3 separate regions of the Homo sapiens genome follow, and regions 2 and 3 are each linked to region 1. Evidence: read pairs that join two places in POLR2A ChIA-PET (ENCODE). Cell type or tissue: PC-9. All regions are shown on one strand. Region 1 has its middle 44 kb from the start of DEK. Region 2 overlaps KIF13A (kinesin family member 13A). Region 3 has its middle 16 kb from the start of RNF144B.

Region 1 (2,500 bases):
AGAGTGCTGGGATTACAGGCATGTGCCACCACATCTGGCCTGATGATTTTATAACTGTTAACCAACCGCTCTCCCTCTTCCCCACTCCCCTTCCCAGCCTCTATTAATGACTATTCTACCCTCTACTTCTATGAGATCAACTTTTTAACCTTCCATATATAAGTAAAAACATGCAGTGTTTGTCTTTCTGTGCCTGGCTTATTTCACTCATAATGTCCTCCAGGCTTATCCATGTTGCCATGAATTATAGGATTTTGTTCTTTTTTATGGCTGAATAGTATTCCATTGTGTGTATATACACCACATTTTATTTATCCATTCATCTGGTGATGGACACTTAGGTTGATTCCATATCTTGGCTACTGTGAATAGTGCTGCCATAAACATGGGGATACAGGTATTTCGAGATCAGATTTTTTAATGTGGTTAAGGAAGAACTTTGTCCAATACTGGAAGTTGATCGGAATGAGGGTAAGGGTTTCTGAGCAGGAGAGAAACTTAAAGAACAAATATAATGAAGAAAAGAGATGCCCCAGGGGCAGTGGTTCACACCTGTAATTCCAGAACTTTGGGAGACTAAGTTGGAAGGATTGCATAAGTCCAGGAATTCAAGACCAGTCTGGACAACATAGTGAGACACCATCTCTACAAAAACAAATTACCCAAGCGTGGTGGCATGCAACTGTAGTCTCAACTACTTGGGAGGCTGAGGCAGAAGGATTGCTTGAGCCCAAGGGGTCAAGGCTGCAGTGAGCCGTGATCGCAACACCACTGCATTGCAGCCCAGGTGACAGAGCAAGACTATATCAGAAAGAAAGAGAAAGAAAAGAGGTGCGGGGAGGGGAGGGGAGGGAAGAAGGAAGGAAGGAAGGAAGGAAAGAAGGAAGGAAGGGAAGAGAGAGAGAGGAAGGAAGGAAGGAAAGAAGGAGGGAGGGAGGGAAGGAAGGAAAAAAGAGAGAAGGAGAGAGAGAGGAAGGAAGGAAAGAAGCAGGGAGGGAGGGAGGGAAGAAAGAGAAGGAGAGAGGAAGGAAGGAAGGAGGGAGGGAAGGAAGGAAGGGAGGGAGGAAGGGAGGAAGGAAGGAAGGAAGAAAGGAAGAAAGAAAGAGAGAAAGATGCAAACTTTACCAAGTTTGTGATTTGGGCCGATCCAACACCATTATGGCATCTACCATCATGAGGAAATGCGCTCTAAAACTGGTTTTCTTATTTTAAGTGCAAGTTACCACAGCACAATTTCACCACAGCAAAAGAATGTAGATGGTCTCATGGATTCATTATTAAAATATTTGAAGTATATACAAATTGGATTCTTTGAATTATTTTTTCCAGCTCATTTGAGGTTTAGAATTTCAAATCCAATGTCAAAAATATTCTCAGTGACAAAAAAAAAAAAAAAAAATGTCCTTCTCAGTTGCTTTGCAGGATGTGGAAGAGATTACTGCTTCAGAGGAAATATATTTTGGAATGCATTGCATCCTGATGCTACAATTAGTTCTATTCTTGTTCTGAAAATGGAAAGGGGTCAGGGGCTCTGCATAACTGACACTTAGCAGCAGCGGCAGATGCAAGCTGGCAGCCAGCATTCAGCCAGGAGAAGTGGCTTGCTTTTCCCATCTGAGCCCAACATAGACAAGTTAACAGAACACTTACACAAGAATTATTGTTTCCTTGTTCTTTTATTTGCTTTTATTTTGATGAGCTCAAACACTTTTCCCCAAACATCAGACCTATTATTAGCAACATTCCCTTAGGGTGCGCTAGGTACAGTTACTTAAACATGTTGTAAAACCTCCCAGGCCAGGTGTGGTGGGTCACGCCTGTAATCCCAACACTTTGGGAGGCTAAAGGGGGCAGATCATGAGGTCAGGAGATCGAGACCATCCTGGCCAACATGGTGAAACCCCGTCTCTACTAAAATACAAAAAATTAGCCAGGCATGGTGGTGCACGCCTATAGTCCCAGCTACTCAGGAGGCTGAGGCAGAGGAATCACTTGAACCTGGGAGGCAGAGGTTGCAGTGAGCCGAGATCACACCACTGCACTCCAGTCTGGTGACAGAGCGAGACTCTATCTCAAAAAAAAACAAAACAAACAAACAAACAAAACTCCCAAATGTGAATGAAAAATACCTGCACTTACCTCAGATGTAGAGTACTATAAGAATATAGTTGATTCCCTTTGTGAGTAGTTGCTGAGCTAAGAGAAATCTTATGGGTCTATTAACTAAAAGCCCAGAATAATATAATTATTAGGATTTTCTTAATATTATTCACTGAACCTGAATAATAGTCTGAAAAATGAATATAACAAATCAAGCAAACAACATTACTAGCTTTCAGAAGGCTAAAAATAAATGTCTAAAGTAGCAAGTGTTCTGCTGAAAATAATCATGCAAAATGCACATATCTCGCATACCATCAAATCGGACCATTTTTCAGGGCATCCTCCATTATTGCATTCCACCCCATTCACACTCCTTGGCAATTAAGACACCCAAGTT
Region 2 (2,500 bases), 440 kb after region 1:
AAGATATTGTTTTTGTTTTTTGTGTTTTCTCATCAGATGTATTGTGGAAAAAAATATCTCGTTAAAATGTCTGGTTATTTGAATTCTAGATAAATAGTAATTTTCATATACAACTTATTCTAATACAGAAAGCTAACCATATATTTAGTCTAAAAGAAATATCATAGGGCCAGGCGCGATGGCTCACACCTATAATCCCAGTACATTTTGGGAGGCAGAAGAGAGAGGATTACTTGAGGCCAGGAGTTCGAGACCAGCCTGAGCAATAGGGCAAGACCTCCTGTCTGCAACAATTTTTTTTTTAATTGCTCGATATGGTGGCATGCACTGGTGGTCCTAGCTACTCAGGAGGCTGAAGCAGGAGGATCCCTTGAGCCCAGGAGTTTGAGGCTTCAGTGAGCTGTGATAGTTCAACTGCACTCCAGCCTGGATGACCCTGTCCCCCAAAAAAGAGGAAAATAAGAAATTTTATGGTTAACAAAAGCACCAAACCTATAGTGATTTTTTTCAGTCAGACAGTAGTGGCCATCCTTCTCATCTTCACCTGTGATTTATTTTAGTCTGATTTACTCATAAGAAGTTAATTAATCTTTAAGTTTAATATTTTGTTCTTTCATTCAGGTATTTGCCTTTGATTATTGCTTTTGGTCCATGGATGAATCTAACACTACAAAATACGCTGGTAAGTTTTCTCCCTCTACACCTGACAGTTGGGCTTCTGGCCTCTTCTTCCATTGAGTTTATTTTCTTTAATTCCTCTGGAGTTTTACTTTCCCTGTGTAATTCACACCTGTTCTTTCCAATTATACCACATGAGTTTTGAAGTCAATAAGATTTGGTTTCAGAATCTGGGTCTGCCACTTACTTGTAAAATCCTTGAACAGATTTTTATTAAGCTTCAAATTGTTCACCTGACCTCCTTGTGGTATTTTATCCTCATTCCATCCAACACAAATGACTGCTGTTTTATAATTTATGACCATAGGCTTTCCTAGGAGTCAGTCACAATTGCTTTAGTTCCAGAGGGAAGCATTTGGTTTGGTGGAGGAAGTTTTTGGTTCTTTTGCTTCTGATTATGCCCCCTTTTTCTTAGATATTTCATCTTTTTAAAAATTTATTTTTCGTCCGGGCATGGTGGCTCACATCTGTAATCCCAGCACTTTGGGAGGCCGAGGTGGGCGGATCACTTGAGGTCAGGAGTTCAAGACCAGCTTGAATAACATAGCAAAACCCCGTCTCTACTAAACATACAAAACTTATTCAGGTGTGGTGGTGGGCGCCTGTAATCCCAGCTACTTGGGAGGCTGAGGCGGGAGAATGCCTTGAGCCCAGGAGGCAGAGGTTGCAGTGAGCCGAGGTCCCACCACAGCCTAGGTGACCGAGTGAGACTCTGTCTCAAAAAAATAAAAAAAAATTATTTTTCTAACTGGCAAATGAAAGTTGCATATATTTATCATGTACAGTGTGATGTTTTGAAATATGTATATATTATGGAATGGCTAAATTGAGCTAATTAACACATGCTTTACCTCATGAACTTATCCTTTTTTGTGGTAAGAACACTTAAAGTCTACTCAGTTAGCAATTTTCAGGAATACAGTACGTTGTTATTAACTATAGTCACCGTGTTGTACAATAGAGCTCGTGAACTATTTCTTCCTACTGAGTGTTTTCTCCTTATTTCTACTTATAAGAGCATCAGCTGAATGACATTCTCAGTTAGTTAAAAACAAAAAAATGAAGGGAGGATATTGGCCTTAAAAGATTTGGAGGTAAAAGCACATGACTAGTTTAAAGAAAATTAATGTTTTGTTTATTGATAGGTTTTTCCTTGCCATATAAAGCAAACTTGAGAAATTGTTTGATAACATAATTTTTTCAAGAGTTAACAATCTTGGACTAGGAGAATTCCTTCAGTTGCTCACACTGGGTAAATTAGCCTTTCCAAATATCATTCCTACAACTTGAGCAATATATTTTATTAAAGTGAGTAAGTAGTTCATAATGTTGGTTGTAATTAATTTGTCTTTTTATCAGTCCTTTGGGACTTTATGTAATAAGTTCTTCAGAGTCTGGAACAGTCTTGACTTGTTAGCACTCTGTATTTTTGTGCCGGGTGTGTACTTTTAGATTTAAATCAACAACAAAAGTAAAACATTTCCTACAGATGCAGAGACAAATGGGGATAAATGCTATGGTTATACAAACCCGTCATTAACCGTGTTCAATTTATGTTACTCAAGATGCAGCCATATATATCTTCCTGAACTGGAGCTCTTCTCATGCACTTCTCAGATACTTTCCAGGACTCCTCATCACATGCTAGAAAAAATCTATACTCTTTGGACTACATTTGAGGTCCTTTATTATATAACCCCATTCTACCTTCTCCACTGTCTCTTCTGGGACTCCTCTCACCACTCATTCAGTGCCTCAGCCCAGTGTCTGTTGTTGGTTCCTCTCATATAACTCAGGAAGCCAGAAAGTCTCACAATAATTT
Region 3 (2,500 bases), 63 kb before region 1:
TCCATTAATTCTCACTTGTAACTTTATCATCCCTTCTTCCTACCTTGTGTGTATGTTGTTTGTTTTGTTTATGAGGTGTTGGAGGCAGGTACGTGTTTTGCTGTCCTCTTCTTCATGAATAATAAAGATATTTACTGGTATAAATTTTTTTCTAAGTAAAGTTTTGAGTATATGCTATGCCTTAAAGATTTGGGTATAAAGTATACTTTGTTATTCCTCTCCAAAGAACCTTTTGCTTCTCTTATATTTTCTCTTTGATCAAAGGTTTATCTGGGAGAGTGTTTCTTAGTTTTCAAGTAGTTATTTTCTGGTCATATGTTTAGTATTGGTTTCTAATTTAATTGGATTGTGGTGAAGAAATGTGATCTACAAAACCTCTACTTTTATATTTGTTATAGTTTTACTTTATTTTGGCCAAGTAGGTTAATAAGTCTATTTTTCTAGTTATTGGGGTTTGGAAAATTACACATATCCAAAGAAATACTCCCTGAAAAGCCTCATGGTGATGTGGCCAGGCAACCTGCCCTGCCCCCTAAACATTAAATCACAGTAACAATTGCCCCTGTTTCATTGTCCCATTGCAAAATGCATTCTAACTTACAAATCTGGAGCCATTATACCGCTAAGTAGAAAACAAGGCAATTAATTATTTTTAATAGTCAGATGATTATTTTTAATAGCCTGATGATTGTATCACCTTGGAATTTAATCAAGACAAACCAAAGGCATGCAATACTCCTGAGTTATGCCCAGCAATAACTTGGTTTAAGTTTTCATTTTCCAACCTGGCATCTCAATTCCTACTCAGTATTAGTAGCTCAGGCAAACCTGCTGCCCAACCATAAATCCAAAAGAAAACTATCTGTCTCATATATCAGGAAGGCCTCCGCATGATTCATTGAACCCTTGAGGTGAAAGAGATCAGAACTAATTCTTTTTTTTCTCAGCTCACTGCAACCTCTGCCTCTCGGGTTCAAGCGATTCTCCTGCCTCAGCCTCCTGAGAAGCTGGGATTACAGGTGTCTGCCACCATGCCTGGCTAATTTTTTGTAATTTTAGTAGAGACAGGGTTTCACCATGTTGGCCAGGCTGGTCTCAAACTCCTGACCTCAGCTGATCCACCCACCTTGGCCTCCCAAAGTGCTGGGATTACAGGCATGGGCCACCGTGCCTTGCCAGAACTATTTCAAATACAAGAAATCCTGAAATATTTAGTCCCACTGAGGCTTGACGATTCTGTACTCAGATCAGCCTTGGTGATACAGGACTCGTACAATGAACACACTTGAGAGCGGAAATCTTGTTTAAAATCACCAAGGAAATTCCAAACTTCTACAAAAGAATTAGCGGATATTTTAGCAAGGGTACACTTGGAGACAGGATGTTATTTCTTCTGAAAGTTCATAATGATAAAGTGGAAGCTTCCTCAGCTCTCTGGGAGTTTGAGAAAAAAAACATATTATATTACTGAATACCTATTGTATGCCAGGCATGGTACTTGGTACTAAGCATTCTACATACATTATTTCTTTTAATCTTTACAAAAGTAGTCATTATAAAAAAAAAAAAAAAAGCTTATCTACTTATAAGCTGATAAGTATCACATTTTTAAATGGTTAGTAACTGATACAACAGGAAAGCCTCACTGAGGCATAGTATTGGCTATAAAGTTGTCCCACAAAATGGGACATTCACTATTTAACCATTTAGGGTTAAATTGAGACTCCAGTATTTTCACCTCTATGTCAGGAAGAATTACCTTAAAATGTCTAGGGTTTCAGTCTGTGATTTCAGCAAACATTTGTTTCAAACACAAACTGTTATACCCACCCATTTACTTTTTTTTTTTTTCTTTATAGAGACAGGAATCTCATTATGTTACCTAGTTTGGTCTCAAACTCCTGGCCTCAAGTGATCCTCCTGCCTTGACCTCCCAAAAGTGCTGAGATTGCAGGTGTGAGCCATCATGCCCAGCCCATTTACTCTGAGGTAATTGTTACATAATGAATTAAATATTCAAGCTCTTCTAATCAAATGAGCTCATGAAAGCTAATCCCACACCTGACTTTTATTTATACTATTGACCTGAGCATCACAGAGGCAATTCTAACTACTAACCTAAATGATTTTTTAATTGGCACAAAGTTCAAATATACAACCTGCCTGTCATTTCAGAGTCATCTTCTTTTCCTCCATCTTCACTTTGCATTTTGGTTTCAGCCATACTAAATATTTCTAAGTACTCTAAATTTCACATTCACAGATTCCTTGGTTCTCCATTTACCAAGGCCATTCTTCCCTACCTTTTCCACCTGACCAATAGCTCTTCATCCCACCCACACACACACACACACAGAAAAACATGTCATTCAAGGTGTATCTTTTCTGGAATCTCCCTCCTACTCACTTTTCCCCACCATATAGTTAGACACCCTGTTCTAGGCTTCCTGTCTTCTGTAATGCTCTTACTTTCATTGCTCTATTCAACAAACACTTCTAA

Evidence for each region. Peaks named below come from ENCODE experiments on the same cell type or tissue, not always from the same donor. Only the 100,000 strongest peaks of a DNase experiment are listed, where the experiment ranks them.
Region 2: POLR2A ChIA-PET joins it to region 1 with 20 read pairs; 3 of 35 experiments call an interaction of 5 or more read pairs at or near these places.
Region 3: POLR2A ChIA-PET joins it to region 1 with 11 read pairs; 5 of 35 experiments call an interaction of 5 or more read pairs at or near these places.

What each region holds. Positions count from the first base shown.
Region 1 is chr6:18,307,328-18,309,827 of GRCh38, reverse strand. No RefSeq gene overlaps it. Among named protein-coding and RNA genes, the nearest start is that of DEK, 44 kb to the right of the region's middle. In PC-9, no CTCF peak of the experiment used is centred here; DNase peaks (open chromatin) are centred at 1,297 and 1,727; H3K27ac peaks cover 796 bases.
Region 2 is chr6:17,871,559-17,874,058 of GRCh38, reverse strand. It overlaps KIF13A (kinesin family member 13A), which reads left to right. Exons shown (of 39, transcript NM_022113.6): 4 at 622-682. Among named protein-coding and RNA genes, the nearest start is that of KIF13A, 110 kb to the left of the region's middle. In PC-9, no CTCF peak of the experiment used is centred here; no DNase peak of the experiment used is centred here.
Region 3 is chr6:18,370,055-18,372,554 of GRCh38, reverse strand. No RefSeq gene overlaps it. Among named protein-coding and RNA genes, the nearest start is that of RNF144B, 16 kb to the left of the region's middle. In PC-9, no CTCF peak of the experiment used is centred here; no DNase peak of the experiment used is centred here.